2 separate regions of the Mus musculus genome follow, and region 2 is linked to region 1. Evidence: chromatin loops called from intact Hi-C (ENCODE). Cell type or tissue: heart. All regions are shown on one strand. Each heading gives the region's core, and the rest is flanking DNA. Links, peaks and the distances in the headings are about the cores only.

Region 1 (15,613 bases), core at 4,170-12,169:
AGTGCGCATGCGCATCCGTGTCGGTCTGCCAGACTCCAAGTGAAGCCCGGTCCTCTCCAGATCCGGTGTTTGTGTGTGTGTGTGTGTGTGTGTGTGTGTGTGTAGGGGTGAATAGCCAGACACAAGGAGCTCATCTGACTCTTGCCAAGTGTACAGAGGACCAGGTGGCAGAGTGGGGGAGCTAAGTTTGCGGAGAGGGCTCAGGGAGCCAAGGTTAGAAGCCAAGGAGAAAGAGCAGAGGAGGTCAGCAGGCATTTCTGAGCCATAGCCGCAGTCACTGGAAAGTCCCAGGAGCTTGAGGGGTGATAGCACTTAGGTTTGCTACATCTCTTCCTGTGCCACACCCCCCACTCCCGCCAGTCCATCAGCTGCCCAAGCACCAACTGGCATGGGAGATGAGGTCCCGGTGGGTGCCCTGGGGAGCAGTATTCAAAGGTGATGTCACCCACGGGTAGAACTCACCTTGGGACTAATAGTTGGGCCACTTCTTCCTTCTCCTCACTACCCAGGATCCCCTGAATGGATTAGACTATTTTGTCTTACCCCAGAGCCACCTGCATGCACTATGCCACTGCAGACAATGCACCTTGGTACAAACAGGTAACCCACTCTGGAGTGTCAGGATGCACATATGCCCATCCAGGTGACATGATGGCTTAGCTGGGCACCATGCATAGAGCAGCACACAGCCACAATGACAAAGCCCAAGGCAATGAGCTGTAATACTCTCCCAGCTGGAACAGAGCGCCCTGGCAGAGAACCCCCATCACCAATCTGAGCTGCAAACCCAGGGCCTGCCATTCACTGTGCCAGCCGGGAGAGGAGGAACCCAGTGTCACCTGTGCCTGGCTTGCCTGTCGTTCCTGCCTTCAGCAAGTCATCTGGCTCCAAGGGCCCTCTCCTTTCTCACCTTGGTGACACACACAGGGCCCGGTAAATAGAGGACTTTAATATTTCTGTGCTGGTCAAACGGAACACAGGTGGGGGTACATGGGGGAAGGCCGGGGGCGGGGCGCCCTTGCCTTTCAGGAGGGCAGCTTGTGTTGGGTAGGGATAGGGGTTTGGCGGTGAATGTGGGATTCTCCTGGGAAATATCCAAGAAGTCTTAGGGGAGGGGCCTGGTCAGGGTGTTCCGGGCATCCCTTACACCCAGTCTGCGGTCTTGGGTTGTGGGTCCCCCATAGGGGGTCTGTGGAATCTCATCGTTTCCAGCTCTGCTGCTAGAATCCACACTCCCGGCAATGATGGGGACTTGGTCCTATGGAGGCATCTGAAGAGCCCTCCCCCGACCCCCGAAAGCAGCCCAGGGCTGGGGGCAGGATTCTGCCCTCTCATGTCTCCATAGGCAAGGTATGAGCAGGGGGGAAGCGAGTAGGACCCCTGGACCCTTGGGGGGGGTGGTAGAGGGGAGGAGGGGGTCTTGCTACCAACAGACACTGTAAACTTTGGTTTAACACAATAACTTAAGTGAAGGAGGGAAGGCTTCCAGCCCGGGATCAGGGGGCAGGGTTGGGAGGGCAGGGTGCTCGGGAGGCGGCAAAAGAAAAAGCCAACAAAAAGTTTTGGTTTTTGCTTCCGGCATAAGAAAGGTCTTTGGTCATCCGTTTTAACTGGGAGAGGGAAGGACAGGAGGAGGTGAGGGGGCGGGGTGAGAGGACCCCATTTCGGGGACCCGTAGGCTGGGGGCGAGGGTGTTTCCAGCCGGGCTTTCTCCGCACTGTGATGTTCAGGTCAGAGACCACCTATGCACACGCTCTGAAGGTGTCCAGCATGGGGGTCCCTCTCGGGGTGCCGCAGGAGTGCCCAGCAAACAGGGTGGGGTGGAGACCTGCTTAATCTGGGTTCTGCCTCAGGTCAGGGAGGGAAGGGCAGGGCACAACTTGCTCCGCTCCCGCAGCTGAGGGGGCTGGTCTGCAGGTGCCCCGCCCCCAGCCTGCTTGCCCCTTTGAGCAGGAAGCTGGGACCGGAGAACTAATTTTCACAGTTGGGAAAAGAAGATGAGGGGAGATGAACCGGGAAGGGTCCTCTGGCCAGAAACCTCTGCCACAGACGGGACAGAGGGGATGAAGAAGGTAGGGTTGTGGGGGTGGCTCAGCCCCGCCTGCGGGTCTCCCCTTGTGCTAAGGGGTCTTGGAGGGGAGCACTGGTGGGGAAGGAGAGCCCTGCTGCTGCTGCTGGTGGTGGTTGGGAATACAGGGAGGGGCTGAGAGGGTCTGGGCCCTCCATGTCCTCTACGGGTCCCAGTCCAAGGGTTCTGTGTTCTCTGCGGGGAGCAGGGATATGCCTGTCCCCAGGCGTCTGTCAGTCAGGTGGCATGGGAGCTACTGGCCCGGATCTCCCCCGTCTGAGTCCCCGAAGTGCCTTGAGGTTGGAGGGGCTGTAGAGTGGGGTGGGTAGGCCGGGGTCCACTGGGCGGCAGGGTCTTGGCCTGCCCTGCCCGCCCACCCTGCCCTTAGGACATGTCCTCTCCTCCCAGGTCCTCCTCCAGGTCCCTGTCTTCTGGAGGCCCCACAGTGCTGGGGTTGGGGGCGCCCAAGGGAGGCCCCGGCCGTCGGTCTTCCTCTGCCTCTGCAGGCTCCTCTTTGACTTGTATCTGGTGGCTGGATGGAAAGGGTGATGCGGGTGTGGGGCTGCCAGGCCTCCCTTCCTCCCACAAACTGATCTAGAAGGCCAGGGCCCTGCTACGATCCCACCATCTCTCTCCAGGCTCTGTGTGGGGAGAGAGAGAGAAAGAGAGAGAGAGAGAGAGAGAGAGAGAGAGAGAGAGAGAGAGAGAGAGAGAGAGAGACAGGCAGAAGTGGAAAGTGAAAAGGAAGAGAGAGTCTGGAAAGATGGAGGAAGGATAGAGAGAATTGTGGGAAGGCTGTCCTATGAAGATGGGAGAGATGGCATGTGCTCACCTGTACTGAGGAGGGGAAAGACGAGGCGGGCTGCTGCTCCCATTGCTGGGTAGTGGTTCCCCAGGGACACCCAGGTCCTCCTGGCTGAGGGGCAGAAGGCTGCTGGCTGAGCCAGGGTTCAGCATGCCGGGGTTGCTGAGAAGAGGGAAGCTGCTCTCTGCCAGGGCAGCCTGGAGCACATGGGGTGGTGTTATCAGTGGCTGGAGACCCTTCCCGGTCGTCAGAGCCCTCATGCAGGGGGCAGACTGATCTAACTAGTAACACTTCCCCCCCACCCCCTGCCCCATTCCCACCACACACCAGTAAGAATTCTTCACCCCATTACCCAGCTTTTCTGGAAAATTGGTCTGGCCTAGCAATGCCCGCCTGCCCCCCCCACTCCCACCTGGAGACAGAGGACCCTAGTCTGAGGGCCTGAGGGATGGGACTCAGGTCCCATCGTCTGGTTCAGTCTACGTCCACCCTTTCTCCGAACTCAGGCTTGAAATCAGAGGCACACACTGGTCTGGAAGCAGGGCTTAGGCTAAGAGTGGGGTGTGGTCTTTACCCTCCTTCCCACCTATGGCCCTCCTCTAGGGCAAAGCCTGGGGCAGGCCAAAGGGGAGCAGTGGGCTCAGTCACCTGGTAGCTGGCGTTAAGTGCCCCGTAACTGAGGCCCGAGATCATGTTCTTCACCAGAGTGGGACTCCTACGGGAGAGAAGGCAATCTCAACTCACACATCCACAGACAACCTCCCTCTGACTCAGAGCCGGGATGAAAATATGCGCCTCACTCTCGCACTGCTGGGAACCTGTAGCTGGATCCTTGTGATCCTCTCTGCTGTTTTAAAAGCCCACAAGCCCACAGGGAGCAGGGACTTCCAACCTTAGAGTGATCTGGGACCGAGAGCCGGGAAGCCGGTGCAGAACTCCCAGAATTCCCCTTTCACAGGGTGTGGCCAGCACTTTCTCTCTCAGACCATTCTCTCCCCACCACCAGGGGCATGCATGCCTTTAATCCCAGCACTCAGGAAGCAGAGACAGGCTGATCTCTTGAGTTCACAGCCAGCCTGGTCTACAGCATGAGTTTCATGACAGCCAGATCTACATAGAGAAAAGTCCGGTATCGTAAAACGAAACAAAACGGAGGACTTTCGATCCTCCAGCTTCTATCTCCCGAGCACTGGGTTACGGACATGCACCGCCATGCCTGTCCTCTCTGTTATGAAACTGTTTCAGAAAAACAGTTTCATAACAAACAGTCCACTTTCTGGAACTCCTGAACTTAGGGCAGATGAGCCCTATACCAAGCAGGCTCCAGAAGCCAGCAGTACTGAGGAAGGCAAGGATTGGGGGCTCACCTTCCCCCCCACATACTCCCCCCCATAGAGCGTCTCAGTCACACAGTAGGGAAGAAGCAGAGGAGCAGAAGGGTCCAAGCTGGTAATGAGAGAACACTACCAAGGACGGAGGCTGGAATGTGGGCACATGGTGGGGCGTTTCACAATCTCACCCTACCCCTGTTACTCTGCGGTTGCACAGCAAGCCCGTTGCTCGGGTGAAGGAACAGTGGGTACTATAGGTATCTTAGCCTACTTCAGGTCTCCCCTGAGCCAGGAGCCCGGCGCCAATGTATGTAGGCAAGAAAATAGGTGCTGGTGAGATAGGGAAAGGTTCTGACCTACTGTGTGCTGAAACAGAGCATAAACTGGATGTGAGGCCTGGTCCTGGACCCAACCTGCTTTCCTGCTGGCTTCCCGTCAGACCCTGGCCCTCTCCACTCAACAATTCCACTGTGAAATAAAGACGGTGGGTCCAGGATTCTTATCCTATAGCAGGAAGAGTTTAGGATGGCAGCTGTCACCTCAGCTCACATGCCAGCTCTAGCCATGATTACTGTGGGCTTCACCTCTCTGGTACCCTGCTCCCTGAGATTCCTTCTCTTAGTCAGAAGTGAGAATGGAGGATGGCAGTGCCCATCTTGGGGTTGCCAGTTATGTCCAGGTAGCCGGCCATGCACACTGGTCTCCTTCATCCTTGACACCCACATTCCTTTCTCAGGAGGGCATCCGGGGTGTCCCTGAGAAGCAGAAGCTGGGCTGGCTCAGGCCGGGCTGGGACAGCTTACTCAGCTAGGGCCCACATACCCTGTCATCTTTGGCGGTCTCCGTTTCTGATATTCCCGCTCATCCACAGTCCACACGGCCCCCTTGACGTTCTCCACACGGACGAAACACTTGTGCAGGCTGAGGTTGTGGCGCACGGCATTCTGGGGATGCAGTGAATGGGTTCACCTCCATTCCAGTGAACGTACGTAGAAAATCTTCCCATGGTCCCACATCTCATATCCCAGGGAACAATAACCTCAGTCCCGGCACAGGGACACTGAGAGGGAAAGTCCTCAATGTCTGTCTCATCTCAGAAAGGGTTGTCTCGGATAGGGTGTGCTGGTACATGCCTTCAATCCGAGGACTTGGGAGGCAGAGGCCAACCTGGTCTATACAGGGGGGTTCAGGCCAGCCTGGACTACATAGAGGCCCGGTCTCAAGAAAATGTTGTTGCCAATGAAATTAAATAATTCCTTTCTACATCTTCACTGGCCAAACACACTGGCAGAAATCACTCCTGACTTCTGATTTTAAGATTGCACAGGGACCCTGGTGGCTTAGAAAGGCTGAGACACTGTACCTCAGGCACACACTGAGCACTGCAGATAACTTTGGCAACTAGCTTACGGTCCTCACTACCTTTACTGAACCCCTAGGAGTCTGGGGGTGGGGGTGGGGGCTGAGGCTGTGAGCTCCAGACAGATAGCTTTCTGGGAGCACAGGTATCCAGTGGAGCCTAATAGATACACCTGGAAACCTACTGCTGACTTGAAAAGACGGCCCAAATGCACAGCGGCAAGACAACAAGACAAGAGAGAGAGTAAGACATCTTGTCACTACCTCGTCCTGGAAAGAGAACTTCAGAAATTGAGGTCACCTGGTTGGTAGGACACATGGGCGGGGATTGCAGGGCCCAATTCCCTCTGGAAGCCTGGGTGAGGGCACTGATCCACCCATCTCCTGTCCCCAGGTCCCTTGGTCCCACCTCCCTATCTCTGCTCTCAGTTTTTCTGTCTCTCACCAGCAGCCCCAGCCCTGTCCCCATTACATGTCCCCCACCAGTCTCCTCCAACCCGCCTATCCCGGCTCTTCTTTACATTTCTAAACGGGGAAGAAAGCGGGCAGGGCAGGCAGCGGGTGCCCCTGGAGATCTGCTCTCCCTCTCTCCCATCCAACTCTTGCCTCTTGCAACTGGCCCGATTTCATTACCAATTTTAATTTGCCTCTAATTAAATCCTGTGTATTTTTCCGACTCGCTTGCTAACCCACGAGGGAGGCGGGCGGCTGGAGTGGAATCTCACGGAGCGATAATTACAAAGGGCCTAATCACGCCGGGGCTCCTGCCTCGGAATAAATTTGCCCGCATTACGGGGCTCCGATCCTCCGCTTTGCAAATGAGAATGACCCCAATTTCCGAGGGTGGCCTCGCCGGGGCTTTTTTTCCCTCGTTTCGAAGCCTGATTCGTGACGAGAGACTAATTCGTTACGCTGAAACATTAACGGCAATTTAAGGGGTCTGGCGGGGGCTGCGTAAACAAAAGGATGGGCCCACAACACAGGCCCTAGGAGGGGATGGACACAGGAAGGCTGCTGAGGACCATCCACTTGGCAGATGGTAGCTCTGTCCCTAAGAAATGGCAGCTGGCTTGGCACACGCCCACCCCCAAGCCTGGATACCCTAGGTCTAAAGCAGCCGGCATGGTCTATGGATGGGGACCAGAAGGGGTGGGGGTGGGGATCAAGAAACCCAAGTGATGTAGAGAAAGATGACCCGGAGAAGGTGCAAAATAGATGGGAAGAAACCACAGGCTACTCTTTCCCCAGTAGCATGAATGAAGTTGGCTGGCTGAAAAGAACTCTCAAAGTCAGTGTGGATCTCAAGCCAGTACAGTCTGACCGGACAGGGCAGTGTGGCACCCCCCAGGGTGCCACGTAGCAACAAGCCACACTATATCAGGACCAGATTAGGGTTGTGTGTGAGGGATGAAACAGATCAAGGTGAGGCTCTCGGCATGGCCACTGAGAAGCTATGAAAGCTGCCTGAACCAGCTCTACGCTATATTCAACTCTAGGTGATGGGATTGTATCATCTGTAAAGTCTGCCATCTGACCTGGCCTAGACGTTGGAGGCTGGACCAGGTGGCTCCTAAAACACAACGCTAGCTCAAAAAGAGGGCAGGGCTGTGGTTGCCAGGAAGTGACATCACTCATAGCCAATCAGAGTGGCTGCCCCTGCTGCATAGTCTAAGCTTTGGGAGGTTGGCACAGGAAAGGGAAGATGCCATGATAGGCCCTTCTAGTAGTCCTTTGCACATTACTAAGGTAGAAAAGGCTGGACAGCTGCAGATCCCACCCAGTGCTTGGCGGTGCCCTGGCCCGGAGGGCCTCCTCCGTTCCACTGTGGAGAAACCCGTCACACTGCAGGAGGTCTGTTTGGCTGCAGTTTTCTCACAGGCCAGCAGGAGGACCCGAGAGCCAGGGATACAATTAGAGTTCTGAGAGAGTGAGAGAGAGACGCCCTCTCATGTATCTTGACTTCCTGAAAGGGCCAATACTCCACCCCCCACTTCCTCCTCCTCGTCCAACTCCGCCTTAATTTAGATACCACCTTCTCATCTTGCTTCATAGTGCAAGACACACATGGTGCGCATGCACACCCTATATCGACCATAGAACAGTGTCCCAGCCTACATCTCTGGCCCATTTTCCTAGGTCCTTGCATTCCTCTGGTCTCCAAGGAAAATGCTTATAGCTGAAAGTGTTAAGTGACTAATTGAATAGAGACAATTACCTCCCTGCCACTGGTGAGCTGGGTGCTGTATGTATCCATTTGTGTCCCTGGGAGTGGTCTATAGACTTCAGTCTACCCATGTATTGGGGCCAGTATACACCTTTGAACCTCCTCCTAGACTGGATTAGTTATGAAATCTGGAGCCATGGATTTACCCCAGGACCTGCCACTGAGCTGACCGTCAACCCTCCAGAGGCCCTGTCTCAGGGAGTTGGAATTCTTTGTACCATACTAAAGAGAAATAATTTCTTCCCGTTAAAGAGACAGTGCGAGGCTGGCCAAGGTCATTAAAAGGAAGACACTGTGCATGCCTAGCGCACACACAGGGCTGGATTCCACACCTAGCAACTGTCTAACAGGGTGTGGTGATGTTCACTTGAAATCCTGGCACTCAGGGAGGTGGAGGCAGGGCGATCATTAAACCCAGGGTTTTAAGACCATCTGCGACAATACGCAAGTCCCCGATGTACAAAATAGCAAGTTAGGAACACTGGAGTTGCTGCTGAGGGGACCGGGGTGAGGGCTATTGGTGGACCTGGTGGGCTATTTCTGCAGAACTGTTGAGGGGACAAAGTAGTAGGTAGCCTTGGTCTCAGTAGACTGTGGCGGTTTAGAGAAGAAAGTCAGGATGAGGGAGATAGGGCAGGTCTTACCTTCCAGGTGGCCGTGTTTCTTCGGAAGTAGGCGAACATCCTGGTGAACCAGTTATAAATCTCATTTAGCGTCAGCTGCCGATCTGGAGTTTCCAGAATGGCCTGCAGGCAAGGAAAGGGCAAAGAGACCCTCAGACTAGATCTGGGGGCCTCACGGCCCTGTGTTCCACCCTTTTATGTAGCCCCTGACTCATCCTTGAGGACAGGAGACCCAGAGGCGGGTTGGGATTCCCCGCTAGGCTAATGAGCTAAGAGAGCTGAGGGTATTGGGAGCCGGGCCTCCAGAGACTGCGCATGTGCAAAAAAGACATGGGAGCCCTTCACGGTTGGGGGTGAGAAAGGGCTTCATGCGCCCTAGCCTGAGGTAGCACTATTGTTGAGGCGGTTGGGGATTTTCTTTATTTGGGCAAAGTGCGCCCTGAGAGAACGCACGTCTGTAGGAAGTACCACAGAATAGCCACGTGTGTAAGGGCATGTGCTTGTGTTTATGAATAGCAAGTGCGAGCTAGTGTACGTATGCAGAAGTGAGCGTCACCCTGTGCATATGGACAATAAAGATGAATGGGAATGGACCCAGTGAGCTCAGGCAGGATATGCTACAGCCCGCAGGAGGCAGACCGGAGGAGAGGGGCTCAGGAGTGAGGGACCTTATGGTCGGGCATCAGGAGGCCTGGCTCCAGTAAACTTGCCTTCTCCATCCTTCCGGCCTTCCATGCTTACCTGGCGGATAAGGGAAGCGTAGGTGAAGGGGGGCCTGACGTCAGCGTTCTTGTAGAACTCATGATTCTGGGCAAGCTCTGGGGGAGACAGGCAGAAGGTGAGGCAGCCAGATCGGGAACCCCCATCAGTTGGGGTTGGGGGGTACCCCTCCTACAGCAGCCTCACCTGAGGAGATGGGGGAGCAGAATTTGTCATTACTTCTCCTGCGGGCAGGGCCCCCACTGTGCAAAGAGGCAGAGCCCAGGCCAGGGGGACGCAGGGGTGTGACGGGGGCAGCGGCTGAAGTTGGGGGGTGCACGAGGCCATCCGGGAACGGGTCTGCGGAGACGGTCACCTTGGAGAATGAGGAGGAGCCAGGGACTGGGTTCAGCTGTGAGCAATGGGGTAGGTGCTGAGAAAAGCACCCCAAGAGGTTGTTCCCTGAAGGTCAGGGCTGTGCTGAGGAGGGGTCGGGGGATGCTGGGAAGTGGGGGCAGGGCACTCACTGGCTGGCTGAAGGGCTTGGGCTCTGAAGGCCGCATGTGCAGATGTGCCATCATGGCCTGCAGCCGCTCACTCTCCTTGGCCAGCTGTGAAAAGGCACAGTGAGGGGGGGATGGGTTCTTATTCCCCTACAGGTTACCTGTCACTGTCACTGTCACTGGAGACCTGGAGGCCCTCAGAAAGTCTCAACACACACACACACACACACACACACACACACACACACACACCACCCTTTCCTCACCTCTCTCACACACACCCCTCCCCCAACTCTGTCACACATACACACACCTCCCACTCCCCACCTCTCTCTCTCACACACACATACACACTTGTGCATATGCACGCACATACCTCCCTGCCTTTCTCCACTCTCTTTCACACAGACACCCCCTCCCCCCTCCCGTCACATACACATAAACACATGCACACACACACACACACACACACACACGCTCACAAACACACACCCTGCCCCTCACCCCTCCTTCACTCTCTCTCACACACACACACATCACACACACACACACACACACACACACACACACACACACACACCAGCACCCCCCCCCCCAACCAAGGCACCTGTTCCCTCTGAGCCTCACTTCTGAAAACTTGCTAAAGGCCTTGGCCATTCTTTGCCCTTCTGGACTCCCACCTCCTCAGGACCAGGAACTGACGCTCTCTCCCTTTCTCTACAGCAGTCTTGGGCTCACACCACCTTACACATGGCAATCTTCTTCCAACCAGCCATGCGCCCCTTCTCCCCACGGGAGGCTGAACAACACCCCAGTGCCTGCCTGGCTCACTACTGAAGAGGTGAGTGGGGACGGCAAATGATTCACTTCCCCCATTCATAAACCTCAAAGCATCTCTTACAACTGCCCTCTCTCCACCCTGTGAGCAGCCAGAGATGGTTAAGCAGGGACGGCTGATTCGGTGGCTCTCTTAAGGACTCGATGTGATGCCGGAGTAAGGGTTCTAATCCCAGTCCCTCCATTCCCTGAGTGGCTCCCTAGGCCTGTGTTATATGGAGATGATGGTATCCGGCAGGCAGGGCAGGCAGACCACTCTGAGGATGTCCTGAAGCACGCTGCACAGCAGGCCTGCACATTAGCCATTCACATGAGTCTTGTTTTTACTTAGCATATAAAAACAGCTCCCTGCATACAGGGCCTCAGCCTTGGCTACTCAGCCTCAGCTGTCCTCACCTCACACGATGGTGAATAAGCCCTAGAGAGCACAAGATGGACTCTGACCATAGGACCCTCCCGGGACCCTCCCTCACACCCTCGGGTCACACCTGGATCTCCAGCTGTTGGACCACCTGCATCTGCACGCGGCATTGGGCCGTGCTCCGGTCATCCAAAGCGTGTTCTGTGTTGAGGTGTCTTAGGGAGGAGGAGGCAGGGAAGAAAGAGAGTGAGCTCTGGTTTCTCTACTTTACCCCTAGAACCCATCCTCCAAGCCCCGAGTCTGTCAGCCAGCCCTTAGCCAGACAAGCAGACAGAAGAAGAGATACAAAGAAGAGATGGGTGGAACAAAGGGGGGGGGGTGCGGCAGTTGAGGAAGCTTTCTCCTCAGCCTCCTTTTGATGTCTTAGCTAAAACCGGGCTACAGAGAGATCTAATTGCAAATGAACTAATTAAGTAAACCTCTGACGAAGCGTGAAAACAATTTGTTTGACCCTGATGCTGCAAGGGTCCGGGAGACAGCGGAGTTAATCAGTCAGTGACAGAGCTTGGCACCGTGGTGGCAGCTGGCCGCCTGCTGCCAGCCGCCTTGTCTGCCTCCCACCCTGCCTGTCCTCGGCTGGCCGTCCTAGGCGTCCTAGGCCATCACTCTCCGGGATGTGGAGAGATAGGCTTCCTCCTCTGACACCCCTGCTCTGGAGTGGGAGAGAGTTGTGGGGAGAAGCTGCCAGCGGGGATCTGGAGGGGAGGGGCAGGGAAAGCAGAGAGGAAGGAAGAGCTAGGCCACCCCACTGTTTGGCTTAGCTTGGCTCAGCTCTGCTAGGACATTAGGACCCCAGGTGATAAGAGCAGGCTGGACAGAGGGTTCCTGCAGGGAGAGGACTGGATGCCACCTACTTGATAAACTGGCCCAGGTCTTCACACAGGGTCTCACAGCCTGGCCACTTGCACTCCCCATGTCCATAAAGAGGGTGGGAACTGGGGGTCTCCTCATGGGAGGAGCTGGAAGGAGAGGGAAAAGGTAGTGGTCAGAGCTGCGGAGGCCCTCTGCTCGGCAAGCCCTGGGCCCAGCTTTTGTCTCTACTACTGGTCCAGCATTCTGTTCGCCCTGGGAGAAGAGGCCAACCCCTGGGTTCCCTCCCTCCCTTCTGCCCCTCCCTTCCTCTAGGTCCCCACTACAGTGCCACCCTCGAGGTTCCAAGTACTACCCAGAGCAGAGCCTTGTCACGTGCTACCCCCAGGGCCATCCATACCTGTCTCTCCGAGATGTGAGCACAGTGGGTTGTCCGTTGGGTAAGGGGTGGTGGGAGAGGGGCGGGGAGACCTTGGGAGGGCTGGCAAACGAGGTAGCAGTAACAGCTGTGCTGGCGAGGTCCAGCCCCTCCTGCCTGCCGCTGTCCTCAGCGGGCTGCCCCGGGGCACCCTCGCCTTTCCACAGCTGGGGCAGGTCTGTCGGGCACACGGCTGCTGCGGGAGACAGAGGCTGGCTGGCTGGGAGCACAACGGGAAGAGCCCGTGCCTTATCCAGGGCTTAGAGAACGCTGTGGGGTTGGGGGCGGGGTGGGGCATCGCTCACCTTGCGGGAGGGCCTGGAGGGGCCCTGAGGCTTGGCTTGGCTGCAGGCTGACCAGCCCCTGCCTCTGGAGGTTGAGCAAGTGCTGTTGCTGCAACTGTTGCATCTGCAGGAGCTGCTGCTGGAAGGCCAGCTGCTTGTTCCCCAGGGCCTGGGAGGGAGCCCGAGGGGGTGGGCAGAGAGGAGTGCCGTTGGCCTCGGCCGTGCCATCTGGCCCCCACGCTGCCGCCACCCCCTCCCAGGGCCTGTCAGCCCCTGGAGCTGTCGTGGTAGCGTCTGCAGCCGCAGCTTCTCTGCTCCCGGCCCAGCTTCCATAGGGCTGCATGCCTCCTCGCAGTAAACACACGCATGCACGCACGCACGCACACGCGCAAACACACACAGCCAGACCCAGACACGCAGCACGACGCCCTCCCTCCTCCCTTCTCCCTGGCAGCAGCTTCTGCTATGCACGCTGCAGCTGTGTGCTGGGGAGGGTAGGGGGTGGTGGTGGTGGGGTGTCTCTTTCTCTCTCTCTCTCTCTCTCTCTCTCTCTCTCTCTCTCTCTCTCATCACAGTGATGAATGAGCCTGTCAGATCTGGGGACCACTCCCACCTGGAGGAGACCCTTCCCACATGCTCAGGAACCCCCTTCTTCTGGAGTGGGGGAGACTTCACCCCCACCCCCCAATCCCATCCTAGTTTAGTTACAGTGCTAAAGGAGTGGATGGGACATGACCAGCCTCAGCTGAGTCCCGGAAGAGTGATGTCACTGCTGCCCAAACACAAGCCCCTGCATATGTGTTCCCCCACCTCTCCCCGTTCAGTTCTCCACACAGGCACTGACAAGTCAGGCTGTCAGCAAGTTTCCTGAGCCCAGAGAGCCAAGCAGATCCTGGATGTTTGAGGAGGCAAGGATCTCTCTGCCTGCCTGCCTGCCTGCCCTGGAGGGTGGGCTGGTATATATTTGGGGTGGCAATTCATTGAGGCAAGAGCTTAGAGAATCAAAACCAGATACGTAGCAGTTGAGAGCACACGGGAAGGGAGGAGGGGGTGGGGAATACCTGGCTACCGGCAGAGCAACAGTAGCTTTCTGGGAAGGGGCAACCAGGAAGTGGGACGACAATATTATCAGGACACAAGGGACCTGATGTAGCCTCTCAGGAGGAACTGTGGCAGAAGGTGGAGCAGAAGGCTGGGCTGGGGAGTTACAAGGATAAACTGGTGAGGGCCTCACAGGCATCATGGGACAGGACAGAGGCTAGGGCAGGCTGAGGTAGGGAGGTATATACTGCTGAGAGTTCTCAGGATGGGACAGCTGGCTCTCCAGGGGACAACGTTAGCAAGGAGATGGGATGACAGGAATCTGCTGCATATATGTAAAGACTGTCAGACCCATCTGACGGCTTGCACACACCCCCACACACATGTGCAGAGACAATACAGCTTGAGGCAAGGGGAGAAAAGATGGGTAGGGATAAATGGTTGGAGGCATGTGAGTATTCACCCCTGACTTCTCTCTCAAACCTTTTCCTTACAACTTTTTTTTTTTCTTTTCTGGTCTTCTATTATTCCCAGAAGGCCATTCTTTTGTCAGGCTAGAGGAGAAAGCTGGGCTGTGGGTGTTGGAGTCCTCAGGGGAGGTCCCAAGGGGAGGCTGGACCCCCTGCAGTCACTTACCTCTTTGGGCTGCTGTTTTCCAGCCTGCTGCTGGGTGAGGAGCTGCAGGTGGAGCTGCTCTTGCTGCTTCTTGTAATACTCCTGCAGCTGGGGGGGAACAAGAGGGGGCAGTCTCCAGGGCTGCTAGAAGCAAACCCAGCCCCGCTTTGCAGGCAGGACAGGAGGGTTCAGTGAACAGGGCCAGACAGGCAGGGGCAGAGACCGAATCTCGCATGTCAGTGTGTGTGTGTTGGGGATGGGGAGGTAGGGTGTTCTGGCGCACTTCAGCCTGCTCCCTCGGAGTTCTAAAGTGAGGTCAGCACATGAGAAAGAAGGGTGGAAAATCCTGCGGGCTGCCCCAGGAATCCCAGAGGAATGAATGCGGATCCACCAGGCATGGCACGGGCATTCTCTCTGGTTTCTGCCACAGCCTAGGTCCTCAGTGAGGCAGTAGCAGGAGTGGGGTGGGAGGAATGGAGGTGGGTGGGAGGATGGGGGGGGCGGTGTCTGCCCTGGGGCTAGACTCACCTGCTGGAGCATGAGAGCCTGTTGCTGCTGCAGCAAGGCCTGCAGCTGAGGTGGCGACAGGATCTGCTGCATCTGCTGGGGGGTAAGCATCTGCTGGGACATCATGGCCACAGACACAGGCACCTGTGGGATTCACCCCATGAGTCAGAGGCAGGACCCAGGGCCTCACCCACAGCGTGGCAGAGTGGCTAGCTCCCAGTGTACCTACCTGGCTTCATGTTCTGGCTCTGTCACCTATGGGGCAGTGTCTCTTTTGACCCTTTTGCTTTACATGTTTATTATTATTGTTGTTGTTGCTATTTTTTCCCAGAGGATGATGAGACGGGGTGTCATCGTATGTCTCAGGTTGGCCTTGAACTCCTAATCTTCCTATTTCCCAAGTGCTGGGATCACAGGTCTATGCCTCTATACTTCATTTATTGTATTTGAAGACATTCTCATTCTACTGTAGCCCAGGCTGGTCTCGAACTCCTCTTGCCTCAGCCTTCCAAGTGATGCGATTAAAGAATGAGCCATACACTCGGCAGAGCTTTGGCTCTGGACATATTGATTTACCCTGTTCTCTGATAAAAGGGAACCAGCAACAGCGTCAACTGATTCAGGCTACTAGAGAATGAACAAGAACAGCAGTCAGAGGCTAGCGCGTAGCAGCAGCTGACTACAATGACTGTGGTCTCGGGATGCCTGGTTCCAGATGTGGGAGATTAGATGGCACTGGAACAGGCCACTGGGCCACTTCCAGCTCTTATTTAGCATGTTTGAGACTACTAGCCAAGGCGAGCCCGCGTAGGAAGGCAGCTGAGACAGAATCAAAAGCCGCCCACCCACTGGACATAGGGATGACTGCCTGGAATCCCAGCAAGCAGCCAGATCTTGTGAGTTTAACGTCGGTCTGGCGGACACAGCAAATTCCAGGCCAGCTAGAGCTATACCGTGAGATCCCGTCTTCCTCCAAGCAACACACTTGACATGCTCACACTCTGGCATGAGCCGGCCTCGTTCCACACATGGTGGTCCAGAGCAGAGGCCCAGAGAGCACATACTCCT
Region 2 (15,613 bases), core at 3,379-11,378, 50 kb after region 1:
ACAGTTCCTCGTGTGTGGTGACCCCAACCATAACATTATTGCCTTGCTACTTCATAACTATAATTGCACTCCTGTTGTGAACACTAATGTAAATATCTGACACACAGGATGTCTGACTGGGAACTCATGCGAAGCGAGTCTTTCCTTGTAAATCCTAGAACAGGGGTATCTTATAAAACCTTCCCACTATCATCTTTGGTTCAAGGGATGACCAGGGAATTCCACATGTTTCTGAATGACGCTGAGAGTTGGTTAACCTGCAGATAGTTAACCTAGCTGTTAGGACGCTGGAATAGGAGGTCCGGACTAGTGTTGCCAAGGGCAACAACTTCTAAATAACTCCTAAACATGGCGGAACAAGATGGCGGGAGGATGGATTAGTGGGAGGGCTCTGCAGGTAAAGGTTCGTGTCACCAAGCCTGACAGCCTGAGTTTGATTCCCAGAACCCATGCGGCAGGAGAGAACTGACTCCCAAAAGCTGGACTTGGACTTGGACATGTTACATGCCATGGCACATGTTCATGTGTGCACACACAAACAAGATGTTTAAAAAAGAAAAGTTGATGAGAGATTCCCTATTCTGTGTGTCTCTTTCCCTAACTAGGATGTAGCTGCCCCACCCCCTCCCAGGTTCTAGTCTGTGGAGCACTCAGGATCGGGGTCAGAGACAAACCCAGAAGGGTGAGATTTTGTTTGTTTAAGGAGAAACCAAACAGAGAGGAAGACTGTCTGTAAAGGTGAGTCCAGCCAGGACCCAGGCGGAGGGAGCCATTCAAGCCAAACCTGGCCAAGAGGCACAGCAGCGCCTCAATTTTAAAATATATGTGAAATTAAAAGCAGGAAGAAAGAGTGTGTGTGTGTGTGGGGGGGGGGGTTAGGCTGTTCTGGTAAGTGGGGGTGGGGTGGGGGACAGAAACACATAAGGGCCAAGCTGCAGCCGCCTCTCGGAGCTCTCTCTCTCTCCCAACGAGATTCAATTAATTGATAACAAGAGGCATCAAATTAATTTCTGGAGGATGTGAGATTCTGATGAAGGGAAGTCTCGTCGATGGGGATCAGGCAGGAGGAGGCAGCGCACTCCTTTAATCAGCCTCTGCCTGTCTAATTGGCAGAGAGGAGGCTGGCGAAGAGTCACAGGGTTTCTTGCCCTGAGTTCCACAGCGCCCCTTCAGAAAGTCCCTTCAGGGGCAGTGGGCCAGGGACACACAGTTGGGACAAAGATTGTGCGCACCCTCAAGAAGTTTAGGCCAGAGAGAGGAGGCTCTGCCCAATCATCAACTGCACAGCAGGAAACCTGATAACAGCAGAGAACAGCAGGCCAAAGTCCAGGCAGTGAGCTGCCCATCCTTAGCGGTGCCTTTCAGGGACCCTCCACAGAATATCTGAAGGACCCATAAAGTCACCCCTCAGCACTGGGAGCAAAGAGCTGAGCTGAGCACTACAAGACGATGAAGTCTGAGCACCCAAAATGCACAGTGGCATCCCTAGGCCCATGCCTTCGTCATATGTGACCTTCCATCAAGGGACAAGGATGCTCAATGTTCTTGGGGCGGGAGGAGGGTGGAGGAAGCGTTCAGTGCTTCCAACGCTAGTGTGCTCCAATCAGGAAGGGCAGGCAGCTTGTGGTCTCTGGGGGTAAACCCAGGGGAGACTGTCCCAGGGGACCAGAGGTAAGACCCTGAGCACAGCCTACTGCCACAAGTGCCATTGGCCCCTGGCTGCCCACCCTGCCTTGCCACCAACTTAGCATTTCCTGCAGCTACCCCTCATTGGACCCCGGGTGCATTTTTTTTTTTTGGTTTTTCGAGACAGGGTTTCTCTGTGTAGCCCTGGCTGTCCTGGAACTCACTTTGTAGACCAGGCTGGCCTCGAACTCAGAAATCCACCTGCCTCTGCCTCCTGAGTGCTGGGATTAAAGGCGTGTACCACCACGCCCGGCCCCCTGGGTGCATCTTAACGTGTCATTATTCCCCTCAAATTCTCCTGGACTGGGCCTTTTCCTTCCTTCACACAGGGAATCCCTGCAGAAAAGGAAGAAGTCCCTCTCTTTGGGACTGACTTCTTCAGGCTAATGTCTACTAGAAATTCAGACTCCTAGAAATGTAGGACAGAATGAACTATATCTCAGAAGCCAGTTCTGGTTCAGCAGGGTTGAGAAAAGCAGAACTCAGCCCTCCTTACCTGCCCACCCCTCCACTCTCCCCTCACGCTGGGATGGGATGGCGGCAAGGCAAGAACTCCGGCCCCACATACAAGTCCTGTCAGAACCCCAGCTGGCCTCTCGTCCTGGCAACCAGCTCCATGATCCACATTCCCCCTACTTGCTCAATTTTGGGTTTTCTGAGTTGCAAGAGAGCTCCTCTCATTTCCTCTCTTCTCTGGGTCTTTCCAATGTGTCTGCAGCACCCAGGAAGGATAGGGTTTAGAGACTGGACATGCTGGGAAGCCTGTCTCTATTTCCCAAGTCCTAGCCTCAATCCTGGCAGCCATCACTTTTCCCTCTCAGCCTGCCTGCCTGCCAGTCAGAATTTTGAGACATGCCATGCCCCATACCCAGATAGATAGATAGATAGATAAGATAGATTTGGGTTGCTTCTGCCCCATTCCCTACTTCAAACAATTTTTCTGCATGCTGTCCTACTATGAGGAAATCTACCATGGGTCCCCAGCACATTTACACAGTAGTGACTGGGGTCAGATGCATCAGAACCAACCCCAGCGGGAAAGCAAATTACCCTTCACTGCTATCTGGCATCACACATGCAATCCAGCCATCCGGAGGCATCGGAAAAGAAGAAGGAACTCAGGCGATGAGGCGACATCTGGGGCTGAAGGCACGAGCCTAATAGGGCTGGAGTTAAGATTCATGGCTTTGCTGCAGGTAACTGAATGTGTGTGTGTGTGTGTGTGTGTGTGTGAGAGAGAGAGAGAGAGAGAGAGAGAGATCCACTTACCTATAGCAAAGCCATGAATCTTCTCCCCTGCAGCCCCCCTCCCCTTTGTGTATGTCCATCTGTCCTGGGACCCTGTGATTCCAATGCAGTAGACCTTTTGTGTGGGGTGCTCTTGTTTTCCAGCCTATAAGAGTCCCCCAGTCCCTCAGAGAGAGCCCAGAATATGCACAAAGTCAGAGGTCAAAGGAAGCAGGGCTCCTCCTGGGAGCCTGGGCTTGGTCCAACCGGGAGTAAGCAAAGGTATTCATTTCCACAGAGAACTCCAGCCGGGGATGGGAAGGACAGCCACAGCCAACACGTTCAGGCTCCTGGCAAGAAAGGTGCTTGCCTCTTTGAGATGACAGTTCAGTAATCGTCCCTAAATCTGTGACTCTGCCTGACAGTTTTCTATGAGAACAGAAGCATTCATTCTCAAACAGCAGGAATCTCCCTTTTGTAAAGAAGAGACACCAGGCTTCCGGTAATGTTTTCTCTTCAGCCTTCTGGAGGAGTCTATCTCATGTGCATTTGCCTCTATTAGCACCTGAAGAAGGCCTAAGGGACAAGGCAGGGGAGGTGGTTGCAGGGAAAGCCCACCCTTACTAAAGGCAAGCAGGAAATACAGTCCAGTCACATCAGGGAGAGAGAGGGCCGGGCCGGGCTGCTGAAAGGAGTGGTCAGCCCCTCTATTCCTGCCCTTCTCCTTTACCCACAGCAGAGGCTCCAGACCCTGGTCATTCCGGAGCACTTTAGTCCTAGCTCTGCACCCGAGCAGGAGCGAAAACCTCACACAAGTTGCCACCTCTCTCTGGCTTCATTTCCCAGCCTGTAAAATGAAGGTTTATACTTCCAATATTTCCAGTATTCGGCCCAATAAGTGGCCTGGCAGTGCTGGTAGACTAATTTTGAAAAGAAAGAAAATGAAGCAAAGGCCGTCAGTGGACGGCCCTTGGCTGGCCAGACACTTGCTGGGCTGCGGAACTTTACCTCTGATTCAACTCCCAAGCCGCTCTTCGACTCTGGGCATTGTTGACCTACTTTATAACCTAAGAAAATGGAGGTTCCAGCAGCTTAATTAAGTTCCCCAGAGCCCTATCTCTAGTGCTAAGTTCCAAAGCCCTTTTCACTATGACACACGCATGGCCCTAGAGGTGAATGAGTTCTGTGCCTCAGGTTCTAGGGCTCCGGAACCACCTCAGAGGAAGCGATTTCAGCCAATAGAGGCACAGGATCCGGACCAAAACAAGATGGGCCCATGGCTGCCTTGGGCCTGGGGAAGCTGAGAGAGGATAAGAAAGAGAATGGGGGCAGAGAACCTCGGAAGCCCCATGAAAGGAGGGAAGTATCTCCTGCTGCTTAGGGAATAAGAATAAAGGCTCAGGCTGAAGCAGATTGTGTCTGGAAGGGAAACCTTCCAAAAAGTACTATGGGTAGCGAAGGGTTAAAATGTAGAGAAGAAAGGACGGCTTCAGGGGGAGATGCCCTTCCCTTCCCTCAAGCAGTCCTCTGAAACCAAACCCCTCCCATGCCACCCACCCACCCCCACCCCATATCTGTCTCTTCCAGGAATCCGAGGTCCACAGACCAGAACCCCCACCCCACCCCATGACAGCACAAGGGTACCCTAGTACCCAGCCTGGGATCTGCCTAGACAGGGTAGGAACTCAGCAAACACTGAGGAAATTACCAGATCAAAGAAAGCCACTCTCTTCCAATCCTCTGGGGGCCCTCCCCTGCTAAGCAAAGGTGTGTTTGGAGTCAGGGGCCAGCAGGATATGCACATTCCTAGCAAAATGGGACTGACCAGACAGACAGTCAGAAAGGAAGTTTCTGTCCAAAGGTAGAAGAAAGGGGCGGGTGCTCTAGGAAGGAAAGGGAGCAAGTCCCCCAACAAGTTTGGCCTGACCAGCCCTGCTCCCCCACGTACAGAGGTTCCTCAATTCCAACCCCCTCCCAGGGGCCCAGCCTTGGTGCCAGAAGAGACTCTAGCTACGGTCTCCTCCATCTTACCGCCAAGGCTGGAAGTAGGGTAGGGGCCGTGGTGGAGTGTGTGTGGTACACCTGTAATCCCAGCATCCCAGAGGCTACTGCAAAAGAAGCATACTGAGTGTGGTGGGGCCAGCCTAGGCAACATGAAGAGACAATGTCTCAAGTCTCCCCCTCCTTGCCCAGAAAACAACACAACACACCAATAACAAAACAATCAGGCACTTAGTGATCCCCACAAGCTGAGATTCGGATAGCACAGGATCTGCAGCGAGTGTGTGTGTGGGGTGGAGCACAACAGTCCCCGATACCCAGGCCACCTTGCCCAACAGCCTAGACTGGTGGTCCACTGCAGTCTACACTGATCTCAGAGCACCTCAGAGTCAGCAAGCCACTGAACTGTCTCTCCAAGCTCCAGAGAACAGTCCCTGAATCACCCTAGCAAGGAAGAAGTTTCTCAAGTTTAAGGAGAGGGGAAAAAAAATTAAGAAAGAAAAAAGAAAAGAAAAAAGGAAAGAAAGAAGAAAAGCTTGCAGACTTCCTACAGCGGTTTTCCGCGGGGGCGGGTAGAGGTCGTCTGAGGCCGACCGCTCCCCTTCAGGAGCCTCCTCCTGGCTCCCCGGTTGAGATCAACCAGGGGCTTAAAATGCCGGTGCGGCGGGTACCTAGGCCATGGGGCCAACCCACTGAGATTCACGTGGGTGGGGATGGGAAGGGGGTGATGGAAGATTAAGCTTCGCCAGGAAGCGGCGGAACAGCGTGGACCACCCGTTCCTTTTTTCATGGGACACTCGGGCAAACCACAGCGACTGTCGCTGAAACTGCATTCTCTCTCCCGACCCTGAATTACAGACCCAACACCGTCGGTTGCCAATCTAGGCGGGTGCTCTGCAACCCGGGCAAAGACGCTTTAAATTCGAGGTTAAAAAAAATCCCGCATTAGTCAAAATTCTTCTGGGATTGCTCCGGAACCGCCAAACGATGGCTCGGAATCAGGTTTGTTCCTCCCGGCCCCCAAGTCCACTACCCAGCTCGGATCAGAGCGCCGCGGTCCGCCGGGTCCGGACCGGTGCAGGGGTGCACGCCACAAGCGCTGATCTCCAGATATCTGAAATCCCAGGTGCCAAGGAAGGGAACCTGGAAACCCACAGGGCAGTGTTGGCGCAAGAGGCCCAGGGTGCAAAGAAGAGGGGCACTGTCTGAGAGAAAGAAACCCCGCTGATATCCCCGACCTCCCAACCTACAGAGTCGCCGGATGCAATAGCAGAGTGTTCACGAGGTCGCTTCAGTTTCGGGGTGGGGTGGTGGGGGGTGGGGGGTGGGAGGAGGTCAATCTGTGATGGTTAGAGCCTTTGCCTCAGAATCCGCGTCCCACGAAATCACACGTTCCTTCACACAGGTGGCCACGGCCCCGGGTCTCCCAGGACACCTCACCACCGGGTGCCACCAGGTTCTCCTCCAGTGAAGCTCAAGAAGTACAAGTTTTACGGAGAAGCAAAGTGCAAGATTTGAGCGCCGCGGAGGATGGCCGCGGGCCAGAGGGACGCTGGGGAGACTGTCTCACGAGTCACCAGAGTCTTCAGTCTGGGGGAATGGACTCCACTGCTCACTCCGGCAGCTTCATCTCTGGTGGCCTTGGGCCCACTCTCCGTTACCTTATTCCCTCACTCTCAAACCTCACACTACCCCGCAGGAGCTCTGTCCGAATGAGGAGGGTATCCACTAGATTAGTTCCCCACCGATCAGCTCCGGCGCACGTAAATAAATAAATAAATAAATAAATAAATAAATCACAGGGGCCATTACCAGTCTCTCTCAAGTCCCCAAGAAGTTTTCCGCTTTATCTCAGATCTGATTAAGAGATGCGGGAGTGGGGGGGGAGGTTGACTAGTCTCAGCACTTTCGAAGTGTGACCTCCACAAACCAAGGCGATGAGGTGTTTGAGATTGTTGCCCCCCCCAACACACACACCAACACACACACACAGACTCAAGTCTTTCTGTTTGTCCTGGGGAGTCCCGTGCAGACTGGACTTGGGGGGATCCCAGTTCACCACTTCCCTTCCCGGCTCAGGAAAGTCCGGGCCGGGAAGTATTCTTTGTCTCACTCCGGGAGGGGGGGTCGCGCCCCCTAACACCCCATTCCCAGCAGCGAGGCCAGGAGGGGGCGGAGCCCAGATTCTTGGGGCAGGGCGGGCCTCAGTGGCTTCTCCAAGCCGCCCCCCCTCCGCCCCGGCCAGCTTCCCGCTGCCCCCCAGCCCCGCGCCTCAGCCCCCACCTGTTCCCCAGACAGCTCCGATCGGCTGGGGGCCCGGGCCGGGGGCAGGGTCTCTCAACTCACCAGGGTCAGTGCTCCGCGGCCGGCCCAGCTGGAACAAAGTGCTCCGGCCCGGGGCCGGGCTCCTCCGGCGGCCGACGCGCCTCGGGCGGGCAGTTTGCAAACACAAAGTGAGCCGGGGAGCAGGCGAGAGAGTGAGCGAGCTAGGGAGTTGGACGAGTCCCCGGCCCAGCCCCCACCCGGATCCCTGGGGTCCCTGAATCGGCCACCTACCTGTCCGGCCCGGCCGCTCAGTGCGGGCTCCGGCCCGTCAGCCCGCACGGGGCATGGGGCTCGCTCGGGTCGCAGCCCGGGCCCGCCGCCACTCGCCGGGGCTGCCCCTGCGCTCCGAAGCGATCTTTCTAGCGCCGATCGCCGCGCGCCTTAGCCCCTTGGGGGCATCGCACTTTGGAGGATGGCTTGGCTCTCTCCAGCTTCCGATCGTCCTTCCCCGGGCTCCGGCGACGCTCCTGAGCTCGCTCCGGCTCCGGGGCTCCGGGACCCCGGCGTCCCCGCCCCCGGCCCAGCCCTGGTTCCGGCCCGGGCTCCTCCCCGCCGCGCCGCGGCCGCCTGCGCCGCGCCCTGATCGCGTGTTGGGGGGCTCCGTCCCGGCAGCTGGTGGCACTGTCCGGTCCGTAGGGGCGACCGGCTCCGGACTCCGAGGGGCTGCGACTGAGCCCCGGCTGCGAGTGGCTGCGAGCGATCGGCGCGCGGGCGGGGCACACCGGGCGGGGGGACCGGAGGGGTGGAGGGAAGGAGGGAGCGCGCCGAGCGACAGGGAGGAGGGAGCGAACGAGCGAGCGGCGGAGGGAGGGGAGACTAACTTCTAGTGCTACCATAATTCGCCTAAAGCAGGTGCAGCCACTTTTCCCCCTGAGAGGCGGCCAGCGGCAAGCCGAAGAGGACCACGTGGACCAAACTTTGGGGAAGGAAAAAATGGGGACGTGGGGCTACCGATCTGCCAAAGTCGATAGGCCGTAGAGTTTCACAGTGGACTGGGGACCCATCCGATGGGAGGCTTTATTAACTCTGGCCTTTTCCTGGAACCTGGAGGTACGGCCAAGTCCTGCTGGCACACGGTTCACTGGTTTCGGGCGGGCTGCGCCTGGCGCGGGGAGTGGTCAGGACCCCCCCCCCCCCAGTCCGAAGCCGACGTCCAGCGCGGGCCCTGCCGCGCCTCCCTCTGACTCCCCACTGTGTGGGGGCTGGGGCTGGGGAGGCTCTTTCTGGGCTTTGTGAACAGTCTTTTCTCCCATCCCGGCGCGCACGCGCTGCCGCCTCGGTCTGCAAAGGGGAATTTCCTATAAAGTGCTGTGAGAACCGATGGAGAAAGGGCTTCAGGCTGGATCCACGCGGGCCAAGCACAGAGCAAAGTCGAGGCAATTATCTGAACAAATTAGATTGTAAACAAAACTTGGCGTCCCTGAATACCGCTTGTGCCCAGGGGGACCGTGAGGATGGGGGTGGGGGTGGGGTTGGGGACGCTGGTGTGTGTTTGGGTTGGGAGGGGGAAGTCCGGGCACGGAAAGGCCCAGGTTCCGAGGGGGAGGACTAAATTGGGTAGCAGGAGCCAGGCTCAGACTGGTGGAGAACTGAGAGAGAGAGAAAAAAAATCCTCCCACTCTCTACCCAAACATCTTCCCTTTCGGGTGTGTGAAGAGGTGAGGGGCACGCCTCAGGGACCCTCCGTGTTTGGCCCACCCTGCCCAGAGAAGTTATGGGTTGAGCACAGGAAGGCAGTGACTCTGGGAGACCCTGTTGGCTTCGGGTTACCTTGAGGCAGGTGACCAAGGGCAGGCAGACCCCATGGAGGATGAACTGGGTAAGGACTGGGCCTGGTTTCCTGGGGATAACATATTTTGGAGAAAACTCTTAAAAAAAAAAAAAACACAACAACAACAACAAAAACGGGTTTCTGAGATAACAGCTTAAGCAATTTCTGCTCACCTATTCTGCCCCTTTTCCGTGGGCCAGGAGCTGAAAGGTGGTAGTTACAACCCAGCTCTGAAGCATCTCTGTTTGCGCAAGTGGACAGACACAAAGAGGGCAAACATAGACCCTGCTGAAATTTGGAGACACACAGATGTCAAGCTGGATAGGGCTGCTGTGCAGCTTGTTTAGGTATTTGCGTTGCGGGATGCGTTGAGCAAATCGCCTCCGGAAGTGCTAAACACAAGCTCTCCCACCTAGCCACGCCCACAGCCCAGCTCTTTTATTTGGACTGCATGGTGACCGGTCCAGTAGAAATGAAACTCAAATGACAGTAGGTGTAGTGGCCAGCTCTTGGGTGGTAAGGGCAGAAGGTTCAGCAGTTCAAGGTCATCTTTAACGACAGATGGGGTTCCAGGCCAGCTTGGGCTACAAGAGGCCCGGTTTCAAAAATCCAAACCAGTGCTGGTCAGATTGCTCAATGGATAGAGACACCTATCAATTCCCTAAAGTTGGACCCTGGGACCCACATCTTGAAAGTATTCTCTTGGGCGGTTAAGAGCACTGGCTGCTCTTCCAGAGGTCCTGAGTTCAATTCCCAGCAACCACATGGCTCACAACCATCTGTAATGGGATCCGATGCCCTCTTCTGGTGTGTCTGAAGACAGCAACAGTGGACTCATAGAATAAATAAATAATTCTTAATAAAAAAAGAAAGTATTATCTGACTTCTGCGCATGCATGCACACACATAAAATAAATTGTTATTTTTTTTTTGTTTTTAAAACATCTTTTAATCCAAAACAAACAACCAAAGTCAAGGACTAGATAGTAGCTACCATGTCAATCTTACCTCCTGGCAGGTATGCTGGCTCTTGAATCTTCATGATTATTCCACAGGGAAGATCTTTTGTTAGCTCTGCTTTATCTAGGAGGAAACTGAGGCCAAAAGGACACTTGCCATGTCGAAGTTTACACCCTAGCTGGATGGAGCAGTTCCAACCGGAGCAGTTTGTCTCGGACAGGGTTTTATTCTGGAGCTCTTGAACCGGAGGGTCTTTGTATTGCCTTGTGTGGAGAGGCAGCTGAGTGGCATCATGGTGTACAGACAACCAGGGACCCTTGGGCTAGTGACCCTGCTCCAAAGTTTTCTTCCCATCTTGTCTACAACAGGGGCTAAGGGGAAAGTAGCAATGAGAGACTGACTAGGACAGAGAAGGCAGGTGTGCGCCGTCACAGAACTCTGCCCCCTTACTTTGCCACAACAGTTCCTTCCTTGCTCCCACAGGGCATGCTGGGAAAATAACTTTTGCTTTTTTTTTTCTTTCGTTTCAGTTTACCCCTCTACTCAGGCCTACTCAGTCCCCTGCGGGACTGTGGAATTTGCGAGTCAGAGTGGGAAGCCCAAGGGAGTCAGAAGACCCCATCTTGTCCTAATTGAGGCAATTCAGGGGAGAAAACAGACCTCTTGAAAGAAGGTAACAGAACAGACAATGTCTTGGTCACAGTAGCCAGTTCAGAGTCCTTTCTCTCAGTTTGTGTCAGTTTGGAGGGGTTCCCCCACAGGAATCCTGTCTTAGACAGGGTTTCTATTCCTGCACAAATATCATGACCAAGAAGCAAGTTGGGGAGGAAAGGGTTTATTCAGCTTACACTTTCCACATTGCTGTTCATCACCAAAGGAAGTCAGGACTGGAACTCAAGCAGGTCAGGAAGCAGGAGCTGATGCAGAGGCCATGGAGGGATATTCTTTACTGGCTTGCTTCCCCTGGCTTGCTCAGCCTGCTCTCTTATAGAACCCAAGACTACCAGCCCAGAGATGGTCCCACCCACAAGGGGCCTTTCCCCCTTGATCACTAATTGAGAAAATGCCTTACAGTTGGATCTCATGGAGGCATTTCCTCAACTGAAGCTCCTTTCTCTGTGATAACTCCAGCTGTGTCAAGTTGACACAAAACTAGCCAGTACAAATCCTAAGTTCCCCAAGGGCCTCACTGTGACTCCTCCTATCCCAGCATGCAAGGCAAGAGCAGAAGCCCAGGCGGTCCCCTCCCCACAAGTCCCATACCTGCAGGCCCGACTGGAAGACAGAGGCCAAAGTCAGGACCATGAGGGTGGAGTCAGGCAGTCTTAGGTTGAATGACATCCTAGGCACCTACAGACATTTGCCCTGGACAGATGATAGTTTTCAGCCTCCCTCCCTTCAGTCACAAGATTGAAAGGATGCCTTCCTAAGGCAGAGAGCGTGAAGAACACTTGTGCAAAGCTTACTGACTTGTGCCCAAAGTGTTTTCCTTAAACACTTAGTTTTTCTTTTGTGAGACCTGGTTTCCTTATCTTTTTCCCTCCCTCCCTCCCTCCCTCCCTCCCTCCCTCCCTCCCTCCCTCCCTCCCTCCCTCTCTTTTGTTTGTTTGTTTGTTTGTTTTTCAAGGCTGGATTTCTCCTACAATAGCCCTGGCTGTCCTGGACTTGCTTTGTAGACAAGGCTAACCTCAGACTCACAGAGATCCACCTGCCTGTGCTTCGAGAGTGCTGGGATTAAAGGCATGCACCAATACACCTGGCTCACCAGCACGCCTGTTTGGTTCGAAGTCCAGTTTACTTACTTTCTTTCTTTCTTTCTTTCTTTCTCTCTCTCTCTCTCTCTCTCTCTTTCTTTTTCTTTCTTTCTTTCTTTCTTTCTTTCTTAATTTCTTTCTTTCTTCCTCCCTCCCTCCCTCCCTCCCTCCCTCCCTCCCTCCCTCCCTCTTTTCTCTCTCTCTCTCTCTCTCTGTCTCTCTCTCTCTGTCTCTGTCTCTGTCTCTCTGTCTCTCTCTCCTTTTTGAGACAGGGTTTCTCTGAGTAGCCCTGGCTGTCCTGGAACTCACTCTGTAGACCAGGCTGGCCTCGAACTCAGAAATCTGCCTTCCTCTGTCTCCCAAGTGCTGGGATTAAAGGTGTATGCCACCACTGCCTGGCCGAGCCCCAGTTTTCTTTTTTCTTTTTTTTTTTTTTTAATTTTTTTTTAGATTTATTTATTGGTTATATGTAAGTACACTGTAGCTGTCTTCAGACACTCCAGAAGAGGGCATCAGATCTCATTATGGATGGTTGTGAGCCACCATGTGGTTGCTGGGATTTGAACTCCGAACCTTCGGAAGAGCAGTCGGGTGCTCTTACCCATTGAGCCATCTCGCCAGCCCCGCCCCAGTTTTCTTAAGGTAACCTCAGAAGGGCCAAATTATAAGAGCTGTCAGTTAGGACATTCTAGAGTGTACTAGGCCATCTGCAGGGCTCTTGTTCCATTCTACAAGCAAAGATGGCTCTCAGAGGTGGGGTAACTTGCTTAGGATCACAAAGCGAGGAGGTGCTTGCTATCAAGTCTCTTTTGAGCTGGGAAACAGACTTTCCAGAGCCTGAGCTGGCCAATAGAGGGAATTGCTTCTGGCAGGAGGTCTGAGATCACTTTAGAGGCCACAATGGTGAGTATGCATTTAGAAACAGTGTATCTAATCCCACACTCCGAACACACCCAGATACTTTGTTTCAATTCATCAGGCTGCAAGGGAACTTATCTTTTTTTTTTCTCCTTAAAAGTTTTCAATCATTTTATCTTTCTAGATTGTGTGTGTGTGTGTGTGTGTGTGTGTGTGTGTGTGTGTAGGAGCGTTTTGCCTGCATCTATATATGTGTACCACATAAGTGCAGTGCCCAAGGAGGCCAGAAGAGGGCGTCAGATCCGGTCCCTAAAACTGGAGTTACAGATGGTTGTGAGACTCGCTGTGGGTGCTGGGAACTGAACCCAGGTTCTCTGCAAGAGGTGCTCCTAAAGGCTGAGCCAGTCTCTACTAGTTTCTGAAAGATTTTTTTAAAAATGTATATATGTGTGTGTGTGTTACACACACAAGTGTGTTGGGTGCCTGAGGAGTCCAGAAGAGGGTGAGTCCCAGAAGCTAGAGTTACAGGTTGTTGTGAGCCACCTGGTTTGGTTGCTTGGAACCCAAATCTTACTCTCTGAAAGAACATCATGTGCTCACAACTGCCTCCTCTCTGGCCCATCTTTATCCCCAGCACACTGGAAGCAGAGGCTGAAGGATTTAAAGTCCTGACAGCAAATTCAAGACTAGCCTGCGATACATCTGAATCTCTCCGACATGTCAGAGTCTCCGATACCATTCCGCTGTATTTATGTCTGTGTCTTTCCCGCTTCCCTGTCACTGATGGACAGTTAGACTCTGGGTGTTTGCCCAGCGTGGCCTCACTGCAGTTCCCTTCCTTTTGTGACCCCCATTTCCCTTCTGCAGAGTTGTCACTCCTGTCCTTTCTCACCTCCAGGTCCCCCTTTCTCTGGAATTTTCTCCCCTCCCCATCTATCATTTGCCGTCTTTCAGAAAGATCTGTGCTGTTGGGGTGGGGGGAGGCAGTGAGGGATGCAAGGGCAGTTTTTAGCTTCCCACAAAGGCCTCTGTTCCCCAAGATAAATGACAATTTAAACAAAGAAATATTTCATTAAGGGTTGATATCTTAATGAGCTGTGCCAGGATCCTTCCAGGCACTCTGTAGACTCCCCCTTACACTAAGAGGGGGCTCCAGCCCCTGCGGGAAGCTTATCAGTTTACCATATTGGCCTGAATAGAAGACCATAACTGTGGGACTAGGTCCCTGGCATGGTGGAGTTGAGACCCATCGGCCTATGTGCCAGAGCCCTGGGAGATGCTTGCAGCAGCTTTAAAATTACTTCAAAGAATACAGACACTAAGATTTGTGTCTGTCATGGTGGTGGACACAGGGACTTTGGGCTGATTGGTAGAGAATCTCTCATTAAAGATCAGGAAATGAACAATGCTACGACAAGCCGTGAGCAGTTTTCCATTAATTAGAGAATGCCAGCAACGGGTCACATGAGAGCTCTGCACAGAGAGGTTTCCGTATGGGGAAAGTGAGCCGGGCAGAGCAGGACCCAGGAGAGCAGCCCTGGTGCCTTCCCTTTCCCTCTATGGTTCTTTGAGGTAGGTGAAGTTGAGAGGCAATCTCAGTGCATGCCTTTAGTCCCAGCACTCAGGCAGCAGGGACAGGGGCAGGGGCAGGGGCAGGCAGATCTCTGTGAGTTTGAAGCCAGCCTGGTCTATGTAGTGAGTTCCAGTACACAGGACTACGTAGTGAGACCCTGTCTCAAGAGAGAGACAGAGACAGGGAGAATAGCTCAGGCTGGTCTCAAGGCCAGGACTATGACAGTCCTCCTTCCTCAGCCTCAGTGTTGGGCTGCAGGTGAGTGCCGCCATGCTCTCTACCCACTGTGACATCACTGGCCACCCTGACTCTCACATCCTATCCCATCTAGCACTGAGGATACAAAGCAAGGCTTCGTGTGTGCAGTATGAATCCATATCATTGAGCTGCATCGCCAGCACAATCCACCCACCCAAACAGACAGTGGATGTAAGGTGGCCTTTCTCCGTCCCTATTGGATGTGGTATATGAGCTGACCTGCTTCTTAGGTTTCTGTACACTCCACTGAGCCATATTCTAGGCCAGGCCGGAACCCCAGGATTCCCTTCCCGGTTCATTGATTCCCTCTTCTTTCTGGTCTCTCCCTTATCACTTAGGATCCGTTCTTCTCCAGGTTCATCTACGTTTGACCGCTGGCCTTCTCACCCCAAGATTCTCTCTGTTGCCAGGTAGCTGGAGATTCACAGAGTGAGCAGCTGAAGGCTTGGGTGAGGTGGATGCTAGTGGAGCAGACTGGTACCCTAGGCTGAGTGCTAGGTGTTCTGCACACCACCTCATCATCACCTAGGGCATGATGGGGTTGCTGTCTTGTTATGTCTCACCCTGACCACTGCACCCTTTAGCTTCCCACAAACCAATGCCTGCTTTTTCTTTCTCTGAGGGTTCCTTCCAAGTATCAGAGCCAACTACTCCATAGGGAGGAGTCCATAAATTTGGGGAGTTAATCCTCTCTAGCATAACAGGTAGGATCCGATGTATAAATATCTCATTTAAAAAACAAATCCGCCCATGCATGGATCCGTGGTAGTCGACCACTTGCTTAGTATATATACAGCCTTGGGTGGAATTCCCAGCACTGCCAAAGAGAACGAGAAGGAAGGGAGGAAGAACAGAAACGTGGTATGTAGCAGTTCACACTTGTAATTGAAGCTCTAGGGAGGCTGAGGCAGGAGAATCACTATGAATCAGAGGCCAGCATGGGCTACAGAGTGAATAGCAGGCCAGCCTGGGCTAGAGTGAGACCCTGTCTCAGGGAAACGAACATCACCACAAAGGTAACTAACTCTCAGGCATGCCCACTCCTTGTACCCAAGGGTTGCTGGCGGCACTGGGACCACACTTAGTCGCTGACTTGAAAACACATTCATTGTGTTCCTCCCCGTTCACGTCTTATTTCCCCATTCCTCTGCTGAGGTTCCTGTGAGTCACATTGCTTGCAATGGAATGGGTCCTCTCCCA

The links. A loop is a pair of places that touch in the nucleus more often than their neighbours do. Peaks named below come from ENCODE experiments on the same cell type or tissue, not always from the same donor. Only the 100,000 strongest peaks of a DNase experiment are listed, where the experiment ranks them.
Region 2: it touches region 1 in a loop (3-fold over the local background); 11 of 42 quality-filtered maps call a loop at or near these places.

Annotation. Positions count from the first base shown.
Region 1 is chr17:47,866,204-47,881,816 of GRCm38, forward strand. It overlaps Foxp4 (forkhead box P4), which reads right to left. Exons shown (of 17, transcript NM_001110825.1): 4 at 14,567-14,689; 5 at 14,060-14,146; 6 at 12,404-12,551; 7 at 12,081-12,294; 8 at 11,725-11,829; 9 at 10,938-11,025; 10 at 9,637-9,720; 11 at 9,317-9,485; 12 at 9,152-9,228; 13 at 8,432-8,533; 14 at 5,027-5,148; 15 at 3,522-3,588; 16 at 2,901-3,070; 17 at 930-2,600. The coding sequence ends at 2,453. Among named protein-coding and RNA genes, the nearest start is that of Gm25201, 33 kb to the left of the region's middle. In heart, for the core only: a CTCF peak has its summit at 7,436; DNase peaks (open chromatin) are centred at 7,448, 11,569 and 12,098; H3K4me3 peaks cover 620 bases; H3K27ac peaks cover 1,019 bases.
Region 2 is chr17:47,916,736-47,932,348 of GRCm38, forward strand. Foxp4 (forkhead box P4) reads right to left here and starts at 7,897. Exons shown (of 17, transcript NM_001110825.1): 1 at 7,471-7,897. It overlaps Gm46601 (a long non-coding RNA gene), which reads right to left and starts at 10,104. Exons shown (of 3, transcript XR_003952247.1): 1 at 10,019-10,104; 2 at 9,184-9,298; 3 at 8,739-9,079. In heart, for the core only: no CTCF peak of the experiment used is centred there; DNase peaks (open chromatin) are centred at 6,446, 7,086, 7,496, 7,916 and 1 weaker place; H3K4me3 peaks cover 5,430 bases; H3K27ac peaks cover 3,785 bases; H3K27me3 peaks cover 285 bases.